Linked DNA regions of Homo sapiens: region 1 is linked to region 2. A link is a contact called in ENCODE Hi-C or POLR2A ChIA-PET data. All regions are on one chromosome and are shown on one strand. The core of a region is the stretch at or near the end of the contact, and the rest is flanking DNA. Distances in the headings are between cores, read along the strand shown.

Region 1 (7,541 bases), core at 791-3,290, 350 kb before region 2:
ATGAGCCACTGCGACCATCCACCAACTCCTTTAATTCATCTTAATGTTTGTCCTGTTCCTTCTAGAGATTTCAGAGGTCATTTGACCCCAGAGTTGGATTGGGTAGGAAAGTTAGCCTCTTTGAGGCTCAAATTCTTTATTTATAAAATGAGGCTACCATAGACCTACCACACGGGTCATGAAGAGAACTGCAGAGGATAACATGCATGCTCCTATTCTGTGCAGGTGTGGTACATTGGGGGTGCTCAAGAAATAGAACTTTTCTTCCGCTGTGGTCATGCCTGCCCCAGAAAACCCTAGAAAAGGCCCCAGTCCTGGCACAGCAAGACATTTAGGACCCAAAACCTGGACACGAGACCTGGACAATGTGACTTTGCTGAGTGGCAGAATTGTTGCCTCACTCGGTAGCATAAGTTGTTTTGGAATTTGATGTGGTTAGAGATATAAACGGCAATAATCTGACAATTCTATGCTCTTTCTGACCTGGCAGATATCTCTGAGACCACCGTAGATGATTGTGCAGTACATATACCTGTGATACACAGGTGCACATGGTGGTCCCAGACATCTGCCCCCCCAGATGTAACTCACTTCCTGCCTTCCTCTCTCTATCCCCCTCTATTCTTTCCCATCCTTTTTCCTCTTTTCATCCTTTCATGTAAATGGAAATCACAGTAACACTCTGAGGTTGTAACGTAGGTCAAAGTAGATGTGTCTAAAAGTGCTTTAACTCTAAAATGCTATATAGAAAGTTATGCTTTATTGTTTCATTTTTCAGAGCAAGAACTATTAAATATGTGTTAGATGCCATCAGTTAAAGTGCTGGGTTGGTTTATTTGGTGGGTTTTGGTTCTAGTTGCTGTGCACATTCCAGTCCCTAAGGCAATCAGTGGTATTTTGAGAACCTAGCTGGCATCCCTGCATGACTGGGATAGAGACATACTCTCCCGAGTGGTGACCCTCCTCCTGGAGCATGCTAGCTAGTTCTGCACAGGTGAGAAGTGGCTCAACTATAAATTAACACCTGGCATTCAGTGTGTCTGCCCTTGTAATTCTTGGTGTGGGGATTGTATCAGAAACCATACGTGTTTCCTTTGTCCTGACATACAAGACTTGTCTCTCCAGATTGGCAGGTACACAGGCCTCTGGCTGAACCCCAATTTCAACAACTCTGGAAGACCCTTTGAGGTGCTCCCCAGGACGCTGTTGGAGTCTCAGTAATAGGATTTCACTTCCCACCCTGATTTCTGAACCTATTGAGGAATAAGATAAAAGACCAAGTGGTTAGAGGCCAAAATATCACATTCACCATTGATAAAGTTTAGGTTGGAAGGCCCAGCTTGTATCTCTTGGCAAATGGAACCTGAGTTTTAGGCGCAACCCTTTCATGGGAGTGCTGGGCCAGGGAAAGCTTCCACCCTGGCCAGGGCCTACCTGGAGGAGCTGAGCAGAGCCTGTGCTCACAGCACATGAGTGCTCCCAGGAGGAGGACATAAGGTTTTGAGCCACGCTCCCAGTTTTTCCTCCCAAATTCACCAGGTACAGAAGGAACTCTGACAGGGACCAGTGCTAGCCAAGAACTGTTCCTCTCCCACAAAGTCTTCTCAGGGCAAAATGTTTATAGAGTGACAAGTTCCCTCAAGAGGAACATCTGGTCACCCTCTAATCTATGCTGTTCTGACAGAATAACTAAAACACGCTCTTCCATGCCCTGTCTGGTGTTTACCACAAACCAAAGCTATGTGCTGGCATTCACACCTCCCACCACTGCAGTCACTTCTTCCGTTTACCTAGCATCCAGCACCCACTCATCACCCGCTCTAGTCTGACGGCCCACAGGGTATTGTGGCTGGAGCCTAGCATTTCCTTTTCAACTGTTTAAGGGATGCAACCTGCTTCTCTTTTGTTCTTACACAGACGCATTCTATGGGCAGCTTCCGTATCTTTGGACCTCAGTGTCATTAAGTATCACATGGCCTCACAACAATAAATGGAAAACCTAATCCTCGTGTATGTGTTTTTAAAAGTCCGTTCCATTTAAATGAGTCATACCATTAAGTCAACACACAGTTTCGCTTTAAACCCTAAGTCACTTACATAAATCCCCAGGGGTTCACTGTGACCCTGTGTAAGGCTTCTTCCTTTTCTGTAAACTTTCGTTCTTGGATTACACATTTCCAGGGATGACTGCCAACTCCTTCTTTTGCCTTCAGTCCTCTGAGAGTGTGTGTGCGTGTGTGTGTGTATTTTATGTCTGCATCCTGGTCCTCCAAATAAAAGCCACCTTTCCTGTTTTCTCAGCGACTTGAATCAATTCCAGTTTTCCATTTTCCCATTAGTGTTTGGTGTGTGTGCTTTGCTGGATTGGTCAAAGAAGCTCCCCACTCTGCAGAATTTTTGAAGGCTCCTAAGGTAGAGAGCATTACATTGGAAAGAAATGGAGCTTTCTGATTCTTCAGAGACTCAGCCTTCTCCTCTGAGGACCCAGCTGCTGGTCAGGTGTTTAGGAGAACCCAGCAGGCAGTCTATGCTTCCATGGTCTTCCCAATAACACTTTATGCTTCCTTCTACTAAGTACAACCATCTATATTTTAATGACTTGTCTTTCTCCTTCCCTGCTCTGTGAATTTCTCCAAGGCAAAAACTCTGTCCTAGCCAGTTATGATGGCTCACGCCTATAATCCGAGCTACTCAAGAGGCCAATCACTTGAGGCCAGGTGTTCAAAACCAGCCTTGGCAACATAGTGGGGCCCTCATCTCAAAAAAAGAAAAGAGAAAAAAAGGCCTGTGTTCTATTCTTCTTTTGATCCATTTCAGTTAGCTCCTGACTCTTAGTGCCAGCTCAGTTAGTATTTGAGAAAAGGTAAAGGAAAAGAAAGAAGCAAGGGAGGCCAGAAGGGAGACAGGTTCCAGCACCCTTGAATATGCTGGCACTCCCTCTAGAAAGCTGCTCCTACATGTTTCTCTGTGGTCGGCTCCTCCTCTCTCTCTCATTCCTATGTCCATTCAGCATCACCCCCTCAGAATGTCCTTTCCTGACATCCTTCTTAAAGAAGCCACCACACAGTCATTCTCTATTTTACTTTCCTGTTTTATTTACTTCATAGCTGTTTGTGATCTGAAATTATTTAACTGTATGTTTATTTATTGTCTGACTCCCTCCACTATGATGTAAGCTCCATGAGGTACAATAGTTTTAGGATCTTAAATAGTGCCTAGCACATGATAAGTGCCTAACAAGAGTCAATTGAGGCTGGGTGCAGTGGCTCACTCCTGTAGTCCCAGCACTTTGGGAGACCAAGGCCAGTGGATCACCTGAGAACAGGAGTTTGAGATGAGCCTGACCAACATGGTGAAACCCCATCTCTACTAAAAATACAAAATTAGCCGGGCATGGTGTTGGGTGCCTGTAATCCCAGCTACTTGGGAGGCTGAGGCGGGAGAATCGCTTGAATCCAGGAGGTGGAGGTTGCAGTGAGCTGAGATCATGCCACTGCACTGCAGCCTGGGCAACAAGAGTGAAACTCAGTCTCCAAAAAAAAAAGGCCGGGCACGATGGCTTATGCCTGTAATCCCAGCACTTTGGGAGGCTGAGGCAGGTGGATCACCTGAGGTCGGGAGTTCGAGACCAGCCTGACCAACATGGAGAAACCCTGTCTCTACTAAAAATACAAAATTAGCTGGGCATGGTGGTGCATGCCTGTAATCCCAGCTACTTGGGAGGCTGAGGCAGGAGAATTGCTTGAACCCGGGAGGTGGAGGTTGCAGTTAGCTGAGATCACACCATTGCACTCCAGCCTGGGCAACAAGAACGAAACTCCATCTCAAAAAAAAAAAAAAAAAAGAGTCCATTGAATGAATAAACAGAGAAAGAGAGAAAGGTAGGCAGGCTCTCCTCTCCCTTTTGCCCACTTGAATTGACACCTTAAAATGTAGACCACCACAGACAAAAAAGAAGCTGTTCTTCTGTCCTTTGCTGACCTGTCTACCTGGCTCTTTAACATGGACTGCAGGGCCCAGAAGACATCTTTACTGGGAGAACAGTTCAAGATACAAAAGAACACCGTCAGGAAAGTGGTGATGCTCACGTGCAGAGCCCTTCTAGAAATGGTTCCAGCCACACCACCTGTGTTCACTGTACAGACTGAGCTTCTGAAAGGATGGCAGGGAACATACGTTTCACAGACACCCACAGGTATTTAAGCAGAGGTGAGGGCTACTGTTGATATGTCATGGCACCTGGAAACACGTGGCACTACAAGACCTCAGGAGAGAGCCAGACTTGGCCAGCCAGGGGCCAGGGGCTGCCGCGCTGCTGCTCTGCCAGCTGCACTGTCCTCATCTCTCCTCTGTGCATCCATTTCCTGCTCTCTCACTGCAGATCTGTGCACAGGAGCCAAACATGCTGCTCAAGAACCTCAGAGGCCCATTTCCCAATTCCACAAGGGAAAACCTGGTGAGTCCAGCTTGGGTCCAGTGTCTACATCTTGTCCACTCAACTATGAAGGGAAGAGGGTCACACTGTATAGGTGTGGCAGCTGATACAGGGTTCAGAAAAAGGGGTATGTAGTTGGGGATCACCCCAAAAACATTTACCATCTTTACCTTAGTCAACAGATGGTGTGCTCAGACTCCAATATCTGAGAAGCAGTTTATTATCATTGCCCTTTAAATGTCCAGATGTTTTCCATTTGTCTTTTCTGTCATTAGCCCACAATCACCTGGCAGTGGAAGCATAAAATATAAGAGGCTGCCCTCTGAAATATTTGCTGGGTCACTAAGGGCATTAAACACTTGTTTCCAGTGTTAGGGAAGCTAAAACAGAGGTCGTGGGTCAATGACAGAGCAATGTTTTAATGTCTACATTGGCCTAAGGAAGCCAAATGCTGCAGAAATCCTGTGGGCAGCTTTCCATCTTCCTCTTTCATCGATGTCAGGGCCTGAGAAAACTCTTGGAATGTATCCACTTAAGTCCAACCACTTTAACAAAACAAGATAGAGTATATTCTGAATGCAACCCAAACACACCTCTCTGTGGGTAATTATGAAGCCAGCTCAAGCAGCCTTATGCCTCCTGCGATGACTATTTCTGACTCATTCCATTGGTTTTCTGACTTTATAGCCCAGGTGTATGTGTTATAAGGTGACACTAGGTGAGATCATACCCTGTTTTTTTTAATACTTGGTAATTTTCAACCGAATTTATGTTTAAGAAACTGTTCCTTTGGGAGGCCAAGGCGGGCAGATCATGAGGTCAGGAGATAGAGACCATCCTGGCTAACATGGTGAAACCCCATCTCTACTAAAAATACAAAAAATTAGCCAGGCTTAGTGGCAGGCACCTGTAGTCCCAGCTACTGGGGAGGCTGAGGCAGGAAAATGGCGTGAACCCGGGAGGCGGAGCTTGCAGTGAGCCGAGATCGTGCCACTGCACTCCAGCCTGGGTGACAGAGCTTGACTCCGTCTCAAAAAAAAAAAGAAACTGTTCCTCTGTTGAGGGAATCCTGTTGATGGACTGGAAGAGAGATGGGAGGAAGATGGGCATAAAATAATGTGGCTTCAAAGAGAGATGTGGCTCTGCACATTAAAGTAAGAAATTGGTTTAGCTATGGACAGAGACACATTTCCAAAGATGATGTCTCCTTTGGAGACATATTCCTACCTGAAGAATATGAGAATATGTGACCCAATGTGTCCACCACTGCCTTGACTTATTGAGAGGTTTGGGGCCAGTTCTGTCTGGTCCCATCTTGCCCGGGTACTATTCCATGAAGACCCTCTAGGAGACCAAGTCTTCAATCCTGGGGCTTCTAAGTGCCCTGGACCGTTGGAAGCAGGGACTTTTCACGTGGTGTGTGAGGGGCAGAGGGCTGAACAAAGCCCTAGGGAACAGGTGGTTGTCTTTGGGCCTTGCTAGTCATCACTGTGACTGCAGGCCATGAGCAATGTTCACCACAGGCAAATGAGACATCTAATCTAGGTCCTCAGGACCAGTGGGGGTCTCCAGGAGTATAGAGCTTATGGGCTACAGTCCATAGAGGACAACTATCTCTCCTTCTGCCCTTGGGGTCCTTAGCATCTCCCTATCCCCCAGTCTGTGGACTCCTTAGTCTGGAGAGCAAAGCTTTCTTTGCAATTTTGCAGTTATGCAGCAGGCTGTTTCTGTCTTATACCTGCACTGGTGACTTTTGAACTTAAACACTATAAATTTGGCTAATTCTCTGCTTCAAGAGCGACATCCTTCCCCTAAAGCAATGATAACTCATATCGAGTTTTCTGGGCTGGGAGGAAGATCATTAGAGTGCAAGTGAAGAAAATCAGAGAGCACAAAGCTGGAAGAGGTGTGCAGGCTGCGGGTGGGTAAGAACACAGAGTGAATTATTTAAAACATTAACCCACTTCATATATAGGATCAGGTATTGCGCCTGTATATAAGCCTTGTTATTGTGGAGTTGTGTGTTCTCGTTCACATGATTCCTTGCTGGGCTACAGGACAGACATGTGGACCTCACATGGAGGAGAAAGCAGGAAAAGTAGCTGGACTTGGCTTGGTTCAGCAGAGTCTGGGCTGAACTGTGGACGTCCTGCTGCAGAGTTGAGTGGGGAACCTGGATCTTGGGATATGTACCAGGGTGGGACAATTCTGAGGATGTTCTATACCAGCTCTGTCCACTAGGAATATGCTGAGAGTCACATATGTAATTTCACATTTTCTAGTAGCCACAGTTTTAAAAAGCAAAATGAAACAGGTGAAATTAATTTTAATATTAATACATTTGTTGAACCTTGTCTACCTAAAATATTATATCAATGTGGTAATCAATATAAAAAATAATCAATAAGATGTTTTACATTATATATATAATTTCTAACAGTATATATATATATATATATATATATATATATATATATATATATATATATATATACTGTTAGAAATCCAATGTGTATTTTACATTTGGAGTGCAACTCAATTCTTACTAGCTATATTTCAAATGCTCAGGGGTCACAAGTGGCTAGTGGCTACCATCTTATAGGTCAGGGAAGCTCTATACTATTTCTCACAGGTTCCCAGTGGGATTGAGCCCCAGTTGCCCACAGTGGTAATCTTCTGATTGACGTCTCCTATCTAGATTTCCTTTCCTTCCCTGAAGGCCTCCATTCCCTTGCCAATGCTTCCTGGGATCATCCTTCAAGTGAACCACTTGCTGTTCACTCCTTCCCTCCAAGTCAGCTTCTGGGAAATCCAACCTAAGATATGATGTTCTAAGCCCATAAGCACTAAGGATAGCCACATCTTCTGTTAGTTAACTTCTTCTCACTGTTGAACTTTCTATTATTTTTACATGGAGTAAATACTTGCTAAAAGTTACAGCAGGGTGTATTCTACGTTATGACAACCTAGGGGGTCTTCCCATTCTGGGGCCTGAATAGCAGAGAACAATGTCCACTTCCCTCAGGCCAAAGTGGTGGGAGCAGTAGCAGTGCCCAAGGAGATAGCTGTGCTTAGCAGCGGGGTGACCTCTCAAGTGTCACCAACA
Region 2 (7,332 bases), core at 4,009-6,508:
GCTTTTAAATTCAATTCAGAATAATAAATGAGATCATTTGTGTTCTTTCAAAGGTTAGTTAATTTTGGTTTTTATTCCTAGGACTGGTTGTCTGTTTTTCTCTAGGATTTCTCTGAACCAGATATCTGATATCCTGTATTTAGTAAAACTTCACATATTAGCCCTTTCAATCATATTTGTTTCACTAATAACAGAAAGTTGTGAAGAAATCTTGTGATGTGAACATTTTCATTGGCATAATTCTCTTTGTTGCCTTAATTTATGTCTTTATTGTGAGTTCCTTAGCCTCTAATTGTACTTGTGTTTGTTTTTTACAATTTTGACTTAAAACCTTCATACTAGAGGACTAAGAGATTTATATAGCACCATTCCAATACTGGGGTATTCTGAATTTGATTATAAACTTACCTCTACTGTTGAGTTTTATGCTTTCACATGTTTTCATGATAATTATTGTTCATTTCCAGTTTTAGTGCTCCCTCAAGCATTTCTTGAAAGGCTGGTCTAGTGGTGAAAATTCCCTCAGCTTTTGCTTGTCTGGGGAGGTCTTTATTTCTTCTTCATTTCTGAAGGATGGCTTTGCTGGATATAGTATTCTTGACTGACAGTTTTGTTGTTTTTTTTTTTCTTTAAACCCTTTGAATATATCATCTCATTCTCTCCTGGCCTGCCTGGTTTCTGCTGAGAAATGTTCTGATAGTCTAATGGAGATTCTGTTATGTGTGACTTGATGTTTTTCTCTTGCAGTATTTTTTTATTTTTATTTTTTGAGACGGAGTCTTGCTCTGTTGCCCAGGCTGGAGTGCATGCAGTGGCACAATCTCCGCTCACTGCAAGCTCTGCCTCCCAGGTTCACGCCATTCTCCTGCCTCAGCCTCCTGAGTAGCTGGGACTACAGGCACCTGCCACCACGCCCAGCTAATTTTTTTTTGTATTTTTAGTAGAGACGAGGTTTCACCGTGTTAGCTAGGATGGTCTTGATCTCCTGACCTCGTGATCTGTCTGCCTTAGCCTCCCAAAGTGTTGGGATTACAGGCGTGAGCCACCGCGCCCGGCCTATTTGCAGCTTTTAGAATTGCCTCTGTCTTTGACTTTTGACAGATTGATTATAATGGGCCTTGGAGAGAATCTTTTTGGGGTGAATCTAATTGGGGATCTTTGAGCTTCCTAGATCTGGATGTCCATATCTCTCCCAAGACTTGAGAAGATTTCAACTGGGTTATTTGAAAAGACCTGTCTTCAAGTTCAGAAATTCTTTTCATTTTATTTTACTTTATTTTTATCGAGACAGAGTCTCAATCTATTGCCTAGGCTGGAGTGCAGTGGTGTGATCTCAGCTCAGTGCAGCCTCCGCCTCCTAGATTCAAGTGATTCTCATGCCTCAGCCTCCCCAGTGGCTGGGATTGCAGGCACCTGCCACCGCACCCAGCTAATTTTGTATTTTCTATTAGAGATGGGGTTTCACCATGTTGGCCAGGCTGGTCTCAACCTCCTGACCTAAAATGATCCACCTGCCTTGGCCTTCCAAAGTGCTGGGATTACAGGCAGGCCACTGCACCCGGCCAGAAATTCATTTTTCTTTGCTTGATGTAGTCTGTTGTTGAAGCTCTCAATTGTAATTTTTTAATTTCACTCATTGAATAATTCAGCTCCAAGATTTTTGTTTGGTTCTTTTTTATGCTATGTCTCTCTGTTGAATTTCTCAATCAAATCATAAATTATGTTCCTGGTTTCATTGAATTGTTTGTATTCTTTTATATCTCACTGAGCTTTCTTAAGATCATTATTTTGAATTTTTCAGGCATTTAATGAATATCCTTTTCTTTGGGGTCTGCTACTTGAGAATTATTATGTTCTTTTGGGTGCCATGTTTTCTTGCCTTTTCATGTTTCTTGTGTCCCTACATTGTTATCTATGCATCTAGTGAAATAGTTGCTTTTTCCAATTTTATGGAATAGCTTTCACAGGGATAGACTTTTTCCTGTAGATGGGCCCTAGGGTGTTGGTTGGTTATAGTGGCTTTGGTTCTGGGCAGACTCAGTAGTATGGTGTCCATGCAGTTTGTTCAGTTGTACTCCTTGTCAGTGATGTCTGTGATTGGCTCAGTGGCCTAAGCTGAGGGAGTTTTTAACAGCAATGACACAGTTTTGCTGGAGGCAGGGATGCCAGACTTGTTGTCGGGCTGGACATGTGCATACATGATAAGCAGCAGGCTGTGTGGCAGGCTCTTCAACTGGGTAGGGGCAATTGCTGCCCAGCTGGTTGTCAGGCCAGGTGTGCATGGTTGTGGTGGGGCCAGTAGGCTGTGAGGCAGGCTCTTTAGAGATGCGAAGTTACAGCTGAACTGGCTGTCAGGCCTGTGTGGGTGTGGAGAGACAGCCAACTGTGTGGCCCAAGTGTGCACAAGCACAGCACACCAGCCAGCTGTTTGGCAGCTTCCTGCTGTGCACTTCTGCCTGTTCCCAGGGGCAGGGGCAGGAAGGGGTGCTGCATGGATTCAGATGTCAGGGTCTCAGATGTTCCATCAGGTCTAGGCTCTAGGCAGCCAGTGTCATGGTGTTGCAGGCACCTTTGTGAACATGGTAGAATAATGGCAGGACTTCAGGGATGGAGAGACACAAAGAGTACTGGCCCCCAGGGCAGAACACACTCTGTTAGCATCTGGTCTCTAAATGGTGTCATGCCATAGCAGCTTAGGTCACAGAGGTGAAGAGTGCGCAATGTGTGCTTCCACTCTGGGGCAGCATGGCTGTATGAACTCCCGGCACCTCTCCAAACTGGATTCAAAGCCTGTGAGGACTGGAGGGCTCTCCTGTAGCAAGGACTGCTGGCATTCTGTGGCCATAATGAGGACCACCAGAGTCTCTAGCCTAACGTTTTCCTATCCAAAGAGATTCCCCTGGCTCTAAGCTGATCCTGGCTGGGGAGACAGTGTGGCAGAGGCAGGGTGCCTTGCTCCCCTTCCTATGTTGCTGTCCTGGGCTTTCATGCTCCACAGGATTTTCCTGCTACCCTGGTGCTCTCCAGTGTACTTCTTTAGTGATTTCAGTCAAAATATAGTTGTTTATTCATTATTTTGGTCCCGTGTGTGTGTGTGTGTGTGTGTGGTGGGGGGTGCAGGAAATGAGTGTCAAGTAATTCTAGTCAGCCATTTTGCTGGCCTGTGTAATTCTCTTTGGATCAGCACACTGGATGCCAGTGATTTTTTTTTTAAGCAGATTTGATCTAACATGTTATACTTTCTTCTGTGTTGTAATCTCGCTATACATTTGTGTCTCCAGATTATCTTTGACAATAAAGCTCACAGTGGCAAAATCAAAATCTATTTTGACAGTGATGCCAAAATTGAAGAATGTAAAGACTTGAACATATTTGGATCTAGTAAGTATGCTATATACTTGCCCATGGGAATTATAGATGATTTTTAACACTTTATTTTGTGGCTTGGGGTATTTAAATGGTTTGTTTGCATGATAATAGGAAGAAAACCGCCTCGAGCATTAGATCCTGTAAAGAATATCCCAAAGCCTTGTATTTTTGTTTAATTCAGCAAATGTTTATTATATGCCTCTTAGAAGAGGTAGCATGACTCAGTGGTTAGGAGCTTAGCTCTGGAGCCAGATTGCCTGGGTTTCGGTCCCAGTTCTGTTTACTGTGCCTGTGATCTTGTACAAGTTACTTAACCTGTCTGTCTCAGTATCTTTCTATGTAAAATGAGAGTAATAGTATAGGTTGAACATCCCAAATCGGAAAAATCTGAAATCAAAATGCTCTAAAATTTGAAACATTTGAGCACTGACATGACCAAAGCTCAAAGGAAATGCTTATTGGAGCATTTTGGATTCTGAATTTTTGGATTTCGGATGCTCAACCTGTAAGTATAATGCAAGTATTCCAAAATCAAAAGAAATCTGAAATACTTTTGGTCCCAAATCATTCTGGATAGGGCATACTCAGCCTAAACTTACCTTCCAGGATATTGAATATTAAATGAATTAGTATATAAAGCAAAGCACTGAACACAAGAGTTGGCACATATTAATTGCTAGGCATTATGGGAAAAGGAAGAAAATGCCTTAGTGAGAGAGACTGACGTGCTTATAAAATCTGTGATGTGTTATGGAGAGAAATAAGGGTATACATACAAAAAGTATGAGGAGAAAAAAAGCAAAGGTAATAAGTTTGAGTGGGGCAGAGTAGGAAAAGAAATGATTCTTGGAGAAGGTATGCTTTGATCTGAGCCTTGGACAGTGGGGAAGGATCAGGGCCTTCAGAGCCCAGACAGCAACCGCTGCAAATGCTGAGTCATTTACTCAGTCATTGCTCAAAAAACATCTCTTAATCCACATGTTTAAAATGGGCTACTGCTGAGCACAGTGGCTCACACCTGTAATCCCAGCACTTTGGGAGGCCTACGCGGGTGGATCACTTGATGTCAGGAGTTCAAGATCAGCCTGGTCAACATGACAAAACCGCGTCTCTACTAAAAACACAAAAATTAGCCGGGCATGGTGGCACATGCACCTGTAATCCCAGCTACTTGGGAGGCTGAGGCAGGAGAATTGCTTGAACCTGAGAGGCAGAGGCTGCAGTGAACCGAGATCATGCCACTGCACTCCAGCCTGGGCAACAGAGTGAGACTTTGTCTCAAAAATAAGTAAAATAAATAAAAAAATTAAAATAAAATAAAATATCATGGGCTACCTATGGAACCTGTTCTGTTTGCTCAGTAAAGAATTAGGATGATGTTAATGATGGATGCTCAGTGTTTTTTATTTTGCAGATTTTGTTTAAATGACTTTCCTTTTGACCAGGTTATCAGAATGAAATAAAATGTAAAATACCTGTGGCTTCTGTTTTATATTTGTTTTAAAGTATATTTGATTTGTGGCCTGCTGCTTTTCAGATGTATAATATGTCCTGACGATTGAAGTTTTGGTTTCAATAATTTCACTGACTGACTTAAGCCACCGATTATAGTTTCAGTTTCTGTTAAAAAGTGGTTACTATTCCCCAGCATACACCACTCTCTTACAGATACGCAGAGATCAGGGGCATATTTTCTAAGTCCAAGTATAGGTTGCCAATTTTCTGTGAAAAGAAACTAACCTTTGTCAAATATGTGATTTGGAATATCATTATAAAGATCAAAATGATGGAAATTTCCAAGCTAGTCAGTCAAATGCATTTCCAGAACAGTGAGTTTTTCCTTCCGCCTGCTGCCCTCCTTGCAACGTTAGGGGTTTTCCTTGCTTGTGCTCAGAAGAGAGTATCTCTAGCCCCCTCCTGTGGCCAATGAGGAGAAACACAAGCCTCCTAGACCACTGGGTAAAAGCTCTTTTAAGATTTACATATTCTCCTAGAGCTGTGTCTTAAGAAACCAGGTTCTATCACTAGGAGAATGTGAATTTAAAATAAGATGATGTGATGTGAAAGCCTTAAAAAACTTATGTTTGGAAACCATCTTAGGAAATGGACTTTTTCCCCTATATGAAGCTGTCTGGTGGATTGAGATTGCCTTGGCTTTGGGGGAAGTGGGCAAGGACAAGGGCGACATCTGGTGGGACACTTACACTATTTCTAACAGTTCAGAGGCTCATTCACACCCACACGCTTACCCCCAGGCTCCTCTCTCCTTTGTCATTACCCATATTGAAGCAAATGCAGGTGAATGTCCATTTTCACATACAAACCTCATGCTGCCTTTTGTGACTCCGAAGTCCCCTCTCTAAATGTGCCATGTCTTCATTTAACTTGGTTTCATAAATATAGGAATTTGGAGATGAGGGGCTTGGGGAGGAATTGGGGGACTCCTTCTTGGCGGGATTCCCCAGTGATGGGTGATATAGATGTTTTTTTTCTTTCTTTCTTTCTTTCTTTTTGAGACAGAGTCTCGCTCTGTCTCCCAGGCTGGAGTGCAGTGGCACGATCTTGCTCACTGCAACCTCCACCTCCTGGGTTCAAGCAATTCTTCTGCCTTAGCCTCTCAAGTAGCTGGGACTACAAGCACACCCCACCACGCCCGACTATTTTTTGTATTTTTAGTAGAGACAGAGTTTCATCATATTGGCCAGGCTGGTCTTGAACTCCTGACCTCATGATCTGCCCGCCTCGGCCTCCCAAAGTGCTGGGATTACAGGCGTGAGCCACCGCGCCTGGCCAAGATGTTCATAAAATACATATTTTTAGCATACCATAGAACTAGTCTTCTCAGTAATTCAAAGAAAAACAGAATCCTATACTGGATTCTGTTAGGAGGACTGGTTTCTGTTTCTAAGCCTGCTTGTTTTCCCATCTGTAAACAAGGTCCAATGCAAACTGTCTTAGAGATTTGTGTTCTAGTTTTATGTCAGAAAGGAAGGTACTAGATGCTGTCCTTGCATTTCATAAGATTTTCAGTCTTATCTTCCCAAGAGCTGCCTCTGTTTCCTCTGCCCCATTCCATGGATCCAAGGGGAAAAAAAATCTTGCATTATGATAGAGCTAAGTTGTTTTCTTACCTACCCATTAGATGATACCTCAAGATAACTTTCTTGAGTGTAAATGGCTAAGGGTAAATGTAAGTGCTAGGCACTGGGCACTACTGTAACAAGCACTTCACACAGACTGTTCCACCTGATTCTCATGGCAGCCTCAGGAACCAGTACGCTTGCCCTCCCCATTTTGTAGGTGGGACATCTGAAGCTTAGTAAGATGAAATCATTTGCTCAGAGAGTTGCATTTACCAGCTGGCTGTCTCTGCTCGCCACCCATTGTAGGAGCTGCTTTGCCCTCAGACACTCATGCCAGTGTCACCCACATCTTTGCATTACTAAGTCCATAGACACTCTGGCATTTCTCTTCAATGCTGTCTCTGCAGAGGTGTTGCTGTGGAAGACTCTGACCGCAGTCTGTTCTCTGAGGGTCGCCTGTCCCTGGTTCTGTTTGCTTCTCCTCTGGCCTTTCTGCTCCATCCCATTCCTGAGCTCATCTCCTTTTCTAATTCTCAAACATTGCTCCCCATCCCCGACGCTGTCCTTCCCAGTGGTCTCTCTGAGGGGCCGTCACTCCCATGGCTTTAACTGCCACTGAATAGTCTTCTCTTGTCATGAATATCCAGAGTAAACTCAGTTTGCCCAAGACAGGGAACCAGGAATCATTCTTGGTTGTCCTTCTTCCTTATTCCCCAAGTCCAGTTAGAGACCAGGCCATGACTCTCTCCATCTCTTACGATTCTGTGCCCTCTTTCACTCTGCCGCAACTTAGCTCAGACCAACATAAGTTCTAACTTAGATTATTCAGTGGTCTTATGTTCTGCTTGATTCTCTTCATTAATTTGAAAGTATACTGAAG

The links. A loop is a pair of places that touch in the nucleus more often than their neighbours do. ChIA-PET counts read pairs that join two places held with the same protein, here RNA polymerase II (POLR2A). Pooled maps may share reads with other maps.
Region 1: a map with no recorded cell type shows a loop between it and region 2 (11-fold over the local background). The contact joins two enhancer-like sites. A Hi-C loop is called at or near these places in 1 of 37 single-sample maps with no recorded cell type and 10 of 50 pooled maps. POLR2A ChIA-PET finds 5 or more read pairs at or near these places in 1 of 52 experiments (CD4-positive, alpha-beta memory T cell).

Annotation. Positions count from the first base shown.
Region 1 is chr1:85,292,615-85,300,155 of GRCh38, reverse strand. No RefSeq gene overlaps it. Among named protein-coding and RNA genes, the nearest start is that of BCL10, 20 kb to the right of the region's middle. Within about 2 kb of position 2,040, at least 24 of the 41 ENCODE cell types and tissues checked have a DNase peak (open chromatin) inside an H3K27ac peak, as active enhancers do.
Region 2 is chr1:84,943,082-84,950,413 of GRCh38, reverse strand. MCOLN2 (mucolipin TRP cation channel 2) reads left to right here. Exons shown (of 14, transcript NM_153259.4): 7 at 3,282-3,381. Among named protein-coding and RNA genes, the nearest start is that of MCOLN2, 50 kb to the left of the region's middle. RefSeq lists enhancers at 2,065-2,264, 5,154-5,448 and a silencer at 2,335-2,384. Within about 2 kb of position 5,258, at least 24 of the 41 ENCODE cell types and tissues checked have a DNase peak (open chromatin) inside an H3K27ac peak, as active enhancers do.